Linked DNA regions of Homo sapiens: all the other regions are linked to region 2. The links are chromatin contacts, found by Hi-C or POLR2A ChIA-PET in ENCODE. All regions are on one chromosome and are shown on one strand. The core of a region is the stretch at or near the end of the contact, and the rest is flanking DNA. Distances in the headings are between cores, read along the strand shown.

What was found. Hi-C counts contacts between places; a loop is a spot of excess contacts on that map. ChIA-PET counts read pairs that join two places held with the same protein, here RNA polymerase II (POLR2A). Pooled maps may share reads with other maps.
Region 1: a loop to region 2 is called in a map of CD8-positive, alpha-beta T cell, with 6 times the contacts of the local background. The contact joins the promoter of BTBD1 here to the promoter of EFL1 in region 2. A Hi-C loop is called at or near these places in 2 of 168 maps with a recorded cell type or tissue (CD4-positive, alpha-beta memory T cell and CD8-positive, alpha-beta T cell), 2 of 37 single-sample maps with no recorded cell type and 8 of 50 pooled maps. POLR2A ChIA-PET finds 5 or more read pairs at or near these places in 1 of 52 experiments (naive thymus-derived CD4-positive, alpha-beta T cell).
Region 3: a map of ascending aorta shows a loop between it and region 2 (6-fold over the local background). The contact joins the promoter of TMC3-AS1 here to the promoter of EFL1 in region 2. A Hi-C loop is called at or near these places in 1 of 168 maps with a recorded cell type or tissue (ascending aorta), 2 of 37 single-sample maps with no recorded cell type and 10 of 50 pooled maps. POLR2A ChIA-PET finds 5 or more read pairs at or near these places in 2 of 52 experiments (GM12878 and activated CD4-positive, alpha-beta T cell).

What each region holds. Positions count from the first base shown.
Region 1 is chr15:83,065,044-83,069,231 of GRCh38, reverse strand. BTBD1 (BTB domain containing 1) reads left to right here and starts at 1,980. Exons shown (of 8, transcript NM_025238.4): 1 at 1,980-2,481. The coding sequence starts at 2,081. It overlaps MIR4515 (microRNA 4515), which reads right to left and starts at 1,897; the gene lies at 1,817-1,897. RefSeq lists enhancers at 1-95, 1,533-1,582, 1,593-1,712 and silencers at 1,773-2,252, 2,493-2,662.
Region 2 is chr15:82,259,694-82,263,983 of GRCh38, reverse strand. It overlaps EFL1 (elongation factor like GTPase 1), which reads left to right and starts at 1,250. Exons shown (of 20, transcript NM_024580.6): 1 at 1,250-1,370; 2 at 2,187-2,296. The coding sequence starts at 2,206. It overlaps SAXO2 (stabilizer of axonemal microtubules 2), which reads right to left and starts at 1,166. Exons shown (of 4, transcript NM_001348699.2): 1 at 1,052-1,166. The coding sequence starts at 1,104. RefSeq lists enhancers at 946-1,015, 1,036-1,125 and a silencer at 3,134-3,320.
Region 3 is chr15:81,322,612-81,326,997 of GRCh38, reverse strand. TMC3-AS1 (TMC3 antisense RNA 1) reads right to left here and starts at 2,665. Exons shown (of 7, transcript NR_120365.1): 1 at 2,437-2,665. It overlaps STARD5 (StAR related lipid transfer domain containing 5), which reads left to right and starts at 2,857. Exons shown (of 6, transcript NM_181900.3): 1 at 2,857-2,997; 2 at 4,050-4,099. The coding sequence starts at 2,899. RefSeq lists a silencer at 2,316-2,365.

The sequences.
Region 1 (4,188 bases), core at 731-3,230, 800 kb before region 2:
GGGTTCCTTTCCATGACATAAGGGCTTTGTTCTTTTGCTCTTCAGAAGAAGTCTTTGGGTCCCTGCCATCTTAAGAGCTATAAAACTCATCAGGAAGGTCCACAGCTCCATTCTTGAAGTCAGCAAGACCACGAACCCACCAGAAGGAACGAACTCTGGACACACTAAAAATACAAAAAAAAAAAAAAATCAGCAGGCTTGGTGGCAGGTGCCTGTAGTCCCAGCTACTCGGGAGGCTGAGACAGGAGAATGGCGTGAACGTGGGAGGCAGAGCTTGCAGTGAGCGGAGATCATGCCACTGCCCTCCAGCCTGGGCAACAGAGCAAGACTCCGTCTCAAAAAAAAATTTTTTTAGAGACAAGTGGAGAAACAAATATTAACTGTACATTAAATATTATACATAGGACCAGGCCTGGTGGCTCATGCCTGTAATCCCAGCACTTTGGGAGGCCGAGGCGGGTAGATCACGAGGTCAGGACTTGGAGAGGAGCCTGGCCAATATGGTGAAACCCCGTCTCTACTAAAAATACAAATAATTAGCTGGATGTGGTGACACGCACCTGTAACCCCAGCTACTCGGGAGGCTGAGGAGGAGAATCGCTTGAGCCCGGAAGGCAGACTTCATGCCATTGCACTCCAGCTTTGGCAACAGAGCGAGACTCCGTCTCAAAAAAAAAAAAATCATATATAGATGATTTGATGATATGGTTAATTTTGTTAGGTGTGATAATGGTATCATTAGTAGCATGATGTCCCTTTGTCTTTAGGAATTGCCGGCTGGCAATGGGGAAGGGGTTGTGCATCCACTATTTCAGCCCCTACTACTTTAAGTCTCTTCCCAAGCACGTTCCTCTCCCAAAGAAGTTACCATTCTAAATGCCTAACAGCTGGAAGTCCCCTCTGGTGGTTTCACAAGTGGAGTGATTTTACAGGAGAAACCCAGGTTTGGGGTTTACTATTTACTTGACGGCATTTGTAATCTGTAAGGCTCTTCCTGCAAAGAACAGGTGTTTCCAACTATACGTGCCTGGTCAAGGACTATTTCTTGGGTTTTCTACGTTCTGCTTTTGACAGCTGACTTAACTCAGGGCCTGCCTCACTGAAGGGAGAAAAAGGAAGGCCTCGGTCCCCCAATCATGATGACCGGGTTGTAAATACTGCCTGGGAAGGGATAATACAGCCTTTTCCATTGTGTGTGTGTTTTAGTTTTTAATTTTTTAAATTTCAAGCTTAGGCAGTGGTTCAGTGCAAGGACTGAAAAGCGCTACAAGAGAAGGTGGGCAAGCACGAGGGGTTTCAAATACAGGGGTGGAAGCAGTAGAAGGAAATGTCTCTTAGGCCCAGAGGACGGAACCAAAGGGTCAATTAGAAGGGAAAGGGACCTGCGGACCTGGGGAGAGGTCACTGGGGTTCTAAGCCTTCCACCTCTGCTTCCGGAATTTCCACGGGTTTCGCGGCCTTCTGGAGCGGCGACTTGGCCACGCTTGGGGTACAGGGTTGTGGGAAGTCATGTCATCCCCTCCCTCACGTGTTCCCTTGGCCATACTTTCCTGCCCCTCCACTTCCAGGCAAAACACTCCTCGGGACAGGCCTTGGGACATGTCCCAGATACACAATGGGGGCGCTGGACTTGGTGATAAGGGGCCTGCAGGAAGAAAAAGGCAGCCGTGAGAGCCGCCTGCAGATCCACGATGCATCTTAAAATTACAAATTCTCAGGCCCTACCCCAGACCTACTGAGTCAGAATACCCAGGGCACTGAGCCAGGGGGTGGGTGCCCGTAGGCCCGGCAGCACCCAGCCTGCAGAAGCTCCACCTCCGGGAGCGCTGAGCTAGGACCAGCTCCCCACGCCCCTGCCCTGGGGCTGCCGGGAGTCCAGTCCTGTTACACCTCCCGCGGCCGCGCACAGCGGCAACCCGGGCGTGCGGGGGCGCGCGCGGTCAGGGAGGGGCCTGCGGAGGCGCGAGGCCCCCGGAAGCGCCTTTCCCGGAAGGCAGGGAGGCAGCGCCGGCCTCCGGAGGCGGCCTGGGCGATGGCGGCGGAGTTTTGTCCATAACGTGGGCAACCGCGCAGCTGGAGGATGGCCTCACTCGGGCCTGCCGCAGCTGGGGAGCAGGCGTCGGGGGCTGAGGCGGAGCCGGGCCCCGCGGGGCCGCCGCCGCCGCCCTCACCGTCCTCTCTGGGGCCCCTGCTCCCCCTGCAGCGGGAACCTCTCTACAACTGGCAGGCGACCAAGGCGTCGCTGAAGGAGCGCTTCGCCTTCCTCTTCAACTCGGAGCTGCTGAGCGATGTGCGCTTCGTACTGGGCAAGGGTCGCGGCGCCGCCGCCGCTGGGGGCCCGCAGCGCATCCCCGCCCACCGCTTCGTGCTGGCGGCCGGCAGCGCCGTCTTTGACGCCATGTTCAACGGCGGCATGGCCACCACGTCGGCCGAGATCGAGCTGCCGGACGTGGAGCCCGCAGCCTTCCTGGCGCTGCTGAGGTGAGCGGCAGCGCGGGCCGGGCCGGGCCGGGCCGGGCCGGGCCGGGCCGGGCTGGGAGATCCCCGGGGCCCGGCCTACCCGGACTCCCGGATGACCTTGGGCTGGGCTCTTCTGACCCGCCCGGGGCCTCAGTTTCCTCCCGAGCCGTTGATGCTCCGGAGGGTCGAAATCGAAATCTGTGAACCAGGACGGCTCAGTCGCCAACTAAACGTTAGTGTCTTCATTAGGCAAGCGTGCGTTTTACCATTGAAAGGCGTTTCGCATTCCAATTATGGATTGTCGCTCAGACTTCAGAATTAGACAAGTGGCAAGGATAGAGGGGCAGATCAGGTTGTCCTGATTGCCCATTTGCGAAGTTTTATGTTTTTGTTTGGGGGAAGAGAGTAGTTGAAAAATCTTGCAGGACTGATGTTTTGGGGTTATTGTCACCCCCTTCCCCCCGCTTTTTTTGAGACAAGGTCTTGCTCTGTTGCCCAGGCTGGAATGCTGTAGCGCGATCATGGCTCACTGCAGCCTCGACCTCTCCGGGCTCAGGTGATGCTCCGACCTCAGCCTCCCGAGTATTTGGGACTACAGGCACGCGCCACCACGCCCGGCTAATTTTTTTTATTTTTATTTTTGGTAGAGAGAGGGTTTCACTATGTTGCCCAGGCTGGTCTCGGACTCCTGGGGTCAAGCGATCCGTCCACCTCGGCCTCCCAAAGTGCTGGGATTACAGGCGTGAACCACCGCGCCTGGCCACTTTTTTGTTTTTGTTTTTGTTTTTCATTAACGTATTAGTTGTCAAGACCCAGGAAAGTAAATACGAAAACAGACAAGTGAGGCTTTACCTGCTTTGTGTTTCTACACACAAGGTCACATTTGCTTATAAATGAATCCCTCCCTTGATGTTAGAATTTGCTTGTTGGTTATTTGAGGATAGTAGATTGACATCTAATGAAAAGGTGATTGTTTGGCATTACTAGCTTTTAATCACAGCCATCCTGTTAGGGAGGCGTAAGAATTGTTTACCCCAATTTCACAAATGGGACTGAGGCCCAGAAGAGTCAAGTATCTTGCCCAAGGTAACAAACAGCTAACTCACACTGAAGACCATGTCTGTTTCATTATACTAAGATGGTTTTAAATAGCTGCCTGAGTAGAACGTGTTGTTATTAAAATGGCAGAGTCTTGGGTAGTACTGAAGCAAAAACAGGCAGGTCAGTGGGACAGAATTAGATACAAAGGTTCACAGTTGAATCAGAAAGATGAACAAGAAAATGAATGTAAAGTTCACACAACTAGAAACAAATAATAAGATTCCATTGACGAATGGATAAAGGACAGGATAGATAACTTAGAGAAAGAAAAAATACAACTAATTAACGAATGTTTTACCTGGCTGGTAATTAGGAAGTGCAAATTAAAAGACAGTGGTATTTTTTCCTTCCATTAATCCCACCAAAAAATTTAAAGGTAACATCTGAACAGCATTTTCTGACAAAGATGGTGGTAAAAACCCTTTTGGAAAACAGTTTGGTGCTATAGATTTTCTTTCCACACGTAAGAAGCATTCAAGTATTGCAAATTGCATACAAAAATATTTACAGCTTTATTTATAGTAGTGAGGAAGTAGTCAGCTGTAGGGAATGGTTAAACAGTGGTAGGTTCACTTGATGAGATATAATGCAGTCACTAAATATGACGGATAGCACTTGAAACTGCAC
Region 2 (4,290 bases), core at 1-2,500:
ATTTTTGCTTAGATTTTTATGATACTTCTTGTGTATTTATTGCATTGTCAAAAAATAAAAATAAACCCTTAAAAAGACAAAACTAACAACCACAGCCCAAAACAAACAAACAAGAAGTAAAATCACGCCATTCCAATGGTGGCCCTCAACATAATGAAGACTGAATTTCCTTACAGTTGAATGAGAAAGGAACTTGCGTTGAATATAAATTAGGAGAAAAGTAAAAATTTTCTCCTGCACACCAGTCTGAGGATTCATACACCCAAAGTTAATTTGTTGATATTTTAATCTATATATAATTATGAACTGTGTTTATTATGAGACTATTAAAAAAACTGCTTTCCATCAACATGTAGGTGTTTTCTTTGAATGGGATTACAAATACACCAGGGATTGACAACGTTCATATTTACTTAGCAAATAATGATCTAATCCCTGGGTCAATAGTGAAGCTGAGGAAGGAGAGGACTGTGTTTACAGGTGATGGAAGGTTGTTAGGCAGGACTCACAGTTGGATTCTAGATTTCAGGGTAGGGACTACTTACTGACTTTTCAGTCAGGCGGATCCCAAAGAACTGCTGCCTGGACGGGAATGGGAATATGGTCTGGCTGGGAGGACAGAAAGCTACAGATGAAAGAAAATGTGATATGGGTTGCAGACTCAGGGCCTTGAGCACTGTTCTTTCTCATCTTCGTGGTGGGGGATTATGGGGTGGAAATGCACTCTCCCAGTCGGATCACATCCCACTACTCACCAGCGTTATATCCCGTCGCGGCTTCACATATATTACTTACCTGGCCCGGGTGGCATTTTACTTTGCATCCTTGATTGGGAGTCTCAGGGGCTACGAACAAACGTTTTACCCCCGGGTAGCAGGCGGGTGAGGAGCGAGTATTCGCGGAGCGGGATAAGTGGGGATGTCGCTGCGCCCTCGTCCCTTCATCTCCGGGGGACGGCCACTCTCAGGGTTCCCGAGGAGCCGGCTCCGTGCACCTAGGCCCTAGGTCGGCTCCCAAGCCCGGGCCCGCCGCTACACCAGCCGTTTCTTACCCGCAGCTACAAATCTGACACAGACACCAGCTCCTCATACTCTTGGCTCCCATGCTTTCCTCCACCGCGCCTCAGCACTTGCAGCTTCTCCACTCCCACAGCGCCCGCCGTAGTCAAGGCAACAGAGGGATGCCCGGTGACAGACTCGGCGCCGGCTTCCGGCGGCGTCAGAGACGTGCGGGTGAAAGGTCGAGCGACAGCCGGCCCCGCCCCCTGGCGCGCGGGCGTGTCGGACCCGCAGAGCTCTCGGACTTTCGGAAGCTCTCGGTGTGGGTGCGACCCGAGAGAAGGAGCGGGGCTGGTGGGGCTGCTGCAGCCGGTGAGTGTGGGCTGGCGCTGGGGGCTGGAACCTCCTAGGCCAGCCTTTGGGCGGTGCCGGAGGAACCCGCTCGCTGCGGCTCTGAGGCGGGAACAGGGGCTGGGGCCGAGCGCGGGCTGGGAGCTTCGGTCCCCGGAGTGCCGCTTCCCGTCTGGGGCCGGGGCGGTCGCCTGTCTGTGTGGACCCAGGATCCTCAAAGAGAACGAATCTGGGACCCTGCAGAAATGAAGGGCATGTAGTGTAGAGGTTTTTCCTTTTTATTTAGAAAGGAATGAAAGACCGGCAGTGCACCTGCTTGGATAATAAGCACGTGACCCAAAACTTTGTTCGGGCTCCATGGGCAGGAATAAAGCTGGGTATTTGACCTCGCGCGAGGACGAGCGAGAATGTCAGAATGAGGGACTTGGGGGAAGACTGAAGAGAGAAAGGGAGCATCTTCTTCAGCATTTTCTCTCCCTCCTGGATGCAACCCTTCCTGTACGTGGTCATTGGCCTGGAGATGTTTACTGGAGTACTCCTCCACCGGCAGGGTTACTGGTGTCACTGTGCACCCAGTCCCCTCGAGCTGCGTGATTCATCGCAGCCTTTGGATCCGGAAGGATGAGCAAACTCCTTAAGTGTAATCGTGGTAGGATACTGACTTTAGTGCTCGAACTGGACTTAGGCCTTGGTGGTCTATCTCATCAATAAACATTCACTGGGTTCTTGGTTTAAGGGGTTTGAGAAGCTTGCCACCTCCCAGCGTTTATTATTATTTTTTTCTTTTGCCCCGACCTTTAGCCTCTGGGCCATTTGTAATACATATTTAATTTTTAGTCACAGGAAATAAGTAATCATGGTGCTCAACAGTTTGGATAAGATGATTCAACTCCAGAAAAACACTGCCAACATCAGGAATATTTGTGTTTTGGCTCATGTTGACCATGGTAAGAATACTTTTTAAATGGCTTATTTTGATAAATAAGGGAGATGTGTCTCTGTATGTCTCAGTGGAGTGAAGCTGTGGACAGCTGAGAGTGATGTTTGCTAAGAAGCAAGTCTTCTTTCTTTAAAAGTTTTGTGTGATGTTAGGGAAGCCTGCTTTGCTATAAAGCATTTGAAATGAACACGGTTACCTAGTGAGTAGCATTCTTCTATATATTATGTCATGTTGTTTTTTAAAGCAGAACTTGAATTTTTTGTTTTTGAAATGGCTTTACATATAAAATGTCTGTAGTCTTGACATAATGTCCTTAGAGTCTGTGGTATGTGATCCTATTTAATTCATCAGATATTTATCAAACGTCTGTTAAGTTCAAGATATTTTGCTTAGTATGTCTGAAGGTGGAGATTTATGAGTAGGGCACTAGCCCAGGGGAGGTTTTAACGGGGAGCAGAGCAAAATGAGACAAACAAGAGAAAAAAGTAGACTCTAAGGTTGGGAGAACTAGAGGATTAGGAAGTGAGGGGTTAGGAAAAGACCTCACAACATAATTAGTATTAGAGATGACACTTGAAGGGGGCTCAAGATGACAAATGGAGATAATCATTACAGGTGGGAATGTGTCATCAAGGGGAGAGGGAAATATATGTGGTCAAAGCCCAGTATATGGGAAAGGCAGAGATAGCTAACCCATGGTATGTTCTTCTGACAGATACTGCTGTAACTCCATAGCGCTCCTTCATGCTAAGCCTCCTCTTGATTTCAAACCTCTTGGTAGTTTAGGTAACCACAGCAAAGTGATTGGGATGGGCATATGAAATAAAACATATTTACCATCCTGAAGATGAAGGACCAGTTGGCGAGGTGAAGAAGCAGGCTGAGTCATATCTCATAGAGCTGCTCATGCCAGCTAGGAACTGGGATAAGAGTTGAGTGCTCCAGCTCTGGAGTTAGACAACCTAAGTTCAGATCTCCATTTTCAAGTTACATACCTTGCCTTTTTGAGCTTCAATATACAGCATCTGTAAAACAGGATGAAAACTATACCTGCTTTATAGGCTATAGGATTAAATGTGATAATAATGAGAGGGAAGGTAAACGCTTCACCATGAAAACGATCATTAATGTCTACTATTAGGCAGTAGGGAGCCTTTGGGGGAAAACATGGAGCAGGAATGATGTAATCAAATAAAACATGAGAAAGATTAGATTGGTAGACATGCTTAGGATGGATCCAAAGTCAGAGATTAGGTGGCTGTTGTCATTGATAGAAGAGCTGAAGTAATGTGAGTATGGAAACTGACAGAAAGACAGATAGTGGATCACTTACAAGTGAAGCCAGCTGTGAATGAGTTTTAGTACAAATCCAGTGAGTAACCCCTGCCTCCATGAGTTTTTATAATTTTACTGCTCACATTTTGAGAATGTGAAGGCTGATAAAAGGGTTTTTTTTTTCTTTATGAATTTATTCAAGTGGAAAGTTAGTGGGGTGTAACAAATTACTTTAAATGTATTGTTTAAAATTATGTTAAGCTGCTACTATCCTAAAAAACCTGGGATTCATCCATTCAACAAGTATTTTCTGAAGGTCTTCTATATGACAAGCGTTGTTCTGGTCCTAGGGATACTGCTGTGAATAAAGCAAAGTTCCTGCTTGCTTGATAATTATTTTCTAGGGAGGTATATACTTGGTGTACTTAGAATAAATTCAGCTTTACTGGGTAGCAGGAAAGTGATGCTCTAGGATTATATGCTAATACATATTTACATTGCAGACAGATAGCAGTGTTAAATATCTTCAGTTCTCCTACTCATTGGTCTCTGGTTTGAACAATACAGAGATTCCATAGCTTTGCTGAAGTTCCTAAAGTGCAATAAAGACTTGTCTTGAAGGAAAAAAACCCTCCTTTGCTTACTCCAACCCAGTTGTAGTAATTATGCATACCCCTGACATTCTTTACACAGAATCACCTGTTTATATCACATAAAATCTCATAG
Region 3 (4,386 bases), core at 1,416-3,915, 940 kb after region 2:
AGTAAGCAATAAACATACCGACGTGCTTACATTTGTAGATTCACATAGCACCTGCCCAAGCTAACTTAGTAAATATGCATGCAATTCTTCATCAGTGTCTAAGTGGAAAGCAGATACTCCACTCTATTCAGGGCCTTGTAAGACTGGAGCATGTGGACACTTGGGCCCATCCCCTCTATAGTCTGTCTAGTGGTGGTGTTGAGTTAGAAGCTACTGGGCTACCTGCTCCCATATACACCTATTAATTGTATTCACCTGGGACTTTGATGAAGTCTGGTGGACAACTGGGTGACTCAGAGCCCTCTCAGGACCTTGTGGGAAGGGCTCTGATCAGTGGAATCTCCAGAGCTCAGTCATTCCTCCATCCCCTTCAGCTCCAAACTGCAGCCTCAGACAGACTACAAAATAGATTTCTGTCCCAGGCCCCTGGCAAACACTGTGTGGGCAGCTCTCACCTTCCCTCTGTTCCAATCATCTGCTCACTCTGCCCTGTGCCGGCCTCCGGTGATAAAATAAATGAGTGTTCTGCTTGAAGGCTGCCCTGACCTCACCAATCTCCTACTTCCAGTTTGTCACAGGCCTCGGGGACAGTTTGCTTCTCCAAATATTTTGTATATCCAGACGTTCCCATTTCCTAGGAGCAAAATAGTGCTACTATAGTCCTGCAGGGGGTCTACTCCATCCCCACTTTCCACCATCTGGGCTAGGTTATTTTGATGGCTACATAATATTCCACTAAGTGGATGTTCTATAACTTTGGTTAATATACTGGTAAATAGGTTACTTCCAGTTGCAAGATTAATTTTATGCATCTTTGTGCAGGAAGAGTCACTGGATCAAAGAACAAGTAGAGTAAAATTTTAATATATGTTGTTATTCTGTTCCCAGGAGGTTGCATACATTTGTACTCTCATCCGCTGTGTAACAACTATTTCTCCATACCCTCACCAACACAGGGTATAAACAAACTTCATGTTTGTCCATCAATAGGTTTTAAGAAAAGCCTCTCCTTGCTTTAATTTTTAATTCCCTAACAATGAGTGAGGTTCTGCATCTTTTTATAGCTTTGTTAGCCATGTCAATTAATTTTTCCACAAAGTATCTTTCCATGTCTAATGCATTCTTTTTGTTTATGGGGTTGTCTGAAAATTGCTTAATGATTTGTATGAGCCCTTGGTTCGATAAGAAAACTTATGTGTTAAAGTGTGTCCCGATTTTTTTCTCATATTATCTAACTTTTTATGAAATTTTGATGTGCTTAATTTTTTAATGGGATTAATTTACTAGTCTTTTCTTTTATGGGTCCTAAGAGTATTTACATGCGTTACTTCCCTCTCTCTTCACAAGGGCATAGGGAACATTTATTTGTTTGTTTGTTTATTTTTATTACTTTTTGAGACAGGATCTTGCTCTGCAGCCCAGGCTGGAGTGCAGTGGCGCGATCACGGTTCACTGCTGCCTCTGCCTCCCGGGTTGAAGCGATCCTCCCACCTCAGCCCCCCCAAGTAGCTGGGATTACAGCCCCGCGCCACCATGCCCGGCTAATTTTTGAATTTTTAGTAGAGACGGAGTCTCGCCATGCTGCTCAGGCTGGTCTCGAACTCCTAGGTTCAAGTGATCTCCTGCCTCAGCCTCCCAAAGTGCTGGGATTACAGGCGTGAGCCACCGGACCCCGCCAGGAACATTTATGATGTATCCCATTTCACCTTGGAGTAAACTGAAGCTCAAAGAATAATGAGTGAAACTGGGTTTAGATCTTGAGCTCCCTAATTCCCCATCCAGGTCTTCTTCACAGCCTGGCTGCCCTTCACATCTTCCAAAAAGGTCTTTCAAGTTGTCAATTTGTTTACACTACTCTTCCAAACATTTATATCGAAAGTTTAAAGGAAACAATAAGTACATAAAAAAGAAAGATAAGAAATAGACCTCAGTATTAACCTTTTCAAATATTTAGTTGGTGATAGCGCAGAAGAGGGGAAACCGAGGCTGTCCTTGCCATTCACGCTGTGAAGATGCGACCCTGGCTCACTCCCCGCAGCTCCAGGGCAGCTGGAAGCAGAGAACTCCCATATCTCTAATAAAGCCGGGCCTCTCGCAGATGTCAGCGCATTGCATTGACTCCTGGACACCTGCACTAAAGGCCCTTCAGGCACCTCCAACTAAATATGCCCAGAACTGAACTCACCCTATCTCTTCTCCATCTCAGGTAAGCTGCCAGGTGGCCAAGGCTGGGAGTCATGATGCTTTCTCCTTCTGAACATCCACAATCGGGGGCAGAGACCTTCACCTTCCATCTCCTAAACACTCTACGATGGGTCCTCTTCTCTTCACCCCCACTCCCCGCACCCCTGCCACACACCTCTCCCACCATTGCACGCGCCCAGTCTCCACGCGCATTTCCTCTCCCACCCTGCAGCAGCCGCCCTAGCATATTACCTCTAATGCAAATCGCACCACTGTCCCGCAGGCTGAAAGCCTCGGTGCACTCAGGACAAGAGTCCACGCTTCTTAAACAAACGGTCGACGTTGTCCGCGACCTGGCCCGGCCCAACGGGTCAGACCGTCATTGGCCATCTCACAGTCCCGGCGCTCCAGAGCCCCTCCCACAGCGGGACATGAAGGAGGCGGATACGGCTGGACCTTACCCGGCCCGCCCAAGGCGTCCGGGACCCGCCCAGGCGCTGACGCTAACTGGAGAGCCTGGCCCCGCGGTCTCCTTGTCCTGCCAATCTCCGGGAGGCGGGATCCGTCTGAGGGCCTGGACCAATTCGGGAGCGGGGGCGCGGAAAGAGGCGGGGCTACGAGCTCCTCCCAGAGCTCCAGCCTCCAGGCACCCGGGATCCAGCGCCGCCGCTCATAACACCCGCGACCCCGCAGCTAAGCGCAGCTCCCGACGCAATGGACCCGGCGCTGGCAGCCCAGATGAGCGAGGCTGTGGCCGAGAAGATGCTCCAGTACCGGCGGGACACAGCAGGCTGGAAGATTTGCCGGGAAGGCGTGAGTGAGGAGCTGGGCGGGAAGGGGTCGCGGAGACGGCTTCGTGGAGCCCGGGTCCCCAGAAGCCCCCAAGCGCCTCCTCTCCCCGTTGTTTTCTGCTCCCCAATCCCCTGGACCCGATTGAGAGGGATTCCAATGGGGATTGTTTTCTTCTTTAAAAAAAAGATTGGGCCTGTTATGCTCACAATGACTTCAGGTGGTAAGTATCTGTTCCTTTCACTCAGTGACTTGCCCAAGGTCACCTGGCTGTTGAATGCTGTTTAGGACTGGATGTTTCTGTGACAGTGGTAAAAGTAAATAAATTGCATTTAAGGGGTAAGCAGGTGTTTAAAAACAAAACAAAATGAAAGAATGTGGTCGCAGCTAAGGAGGTTTTTACATGTTGTTTAAATCCAGTAAAGTCTGATCCAGCATCTGATGCATACTAAGGTTTTCTTCTGTGTTCATTACAGCATGAACCCCTCTCTTTGTCGTTGCCAGAGGGTAGCATGGGAGTAGTTTTGCTTGACCCTTCTGACTTTTCATTACAGCATGAACCCCTCTCTTTGTCGTTGCCAGAGGGTAACATGGGAGTAGTTTTGCTTGACCCTTCTGACTTTTCATTACAGCATGAACCCCTCTCTTTGTCGTTGCCAGAGGGTAGCATGGGAGTAGTTTTGCTTGACCCTTCTGACTTTTCATTACAGCATGAACCCCTCTCTTTGTCGTTGCCAGAGGGTAGCATGGGAGTAGTTTTGCTTGACCCTTCTGACTTTTCATTAAGTAGCCCTGGGTTGCTCAAGGAAACAGAATGCCTGGTGGCTTTTAAGATAATTTTAAAAACCACCCACGGCTCTTGGAGTCAGCCAGTTAAGATCTTTTTCTTCATCACATTCTGCTGTGGGGACAGCTTTGCCCAAGACTAGTCCCAGCTTTTCCACGTATGGGTTGCACAGCCTTGGAGAGTCGTATCTCTTGAGGCCTCTTACCCCTCTTCTGTAGAACAGGGGATTAAGCCAGGTGACCAGAGCCCTTCTAGCTCTAAAATTCTGTGGTTCTGTGCCTTTTGACAGAATGGAGTTTCAGTTTCCTGGAGGCCATCTGTGGAGTTTCCAGGGAACCTGTAAGTGCATGCCTCGTTCAAAGATTACCAGAGGTGCCGCACCCTTCCTGGTATCTTTATGGGCCTGCCTCCTAAAATATTCAAATCAACCCTATAACCTGTGATCACTTGTCCTCCAGAAAAGCCTTACTGTTTTTAATGAAATCATTTCCAGCAAACTGTATTCTTGTGAAAGCTTACTGTCCATTTCTGCAGGCCTGAAGGGAGGCGGGGCTAGTGACTTTCAGCCCCTTCTCTGCAAGTCTGTCCTAAAGAGTAGTGACAGACATGGCATGGTCCACCTTCTA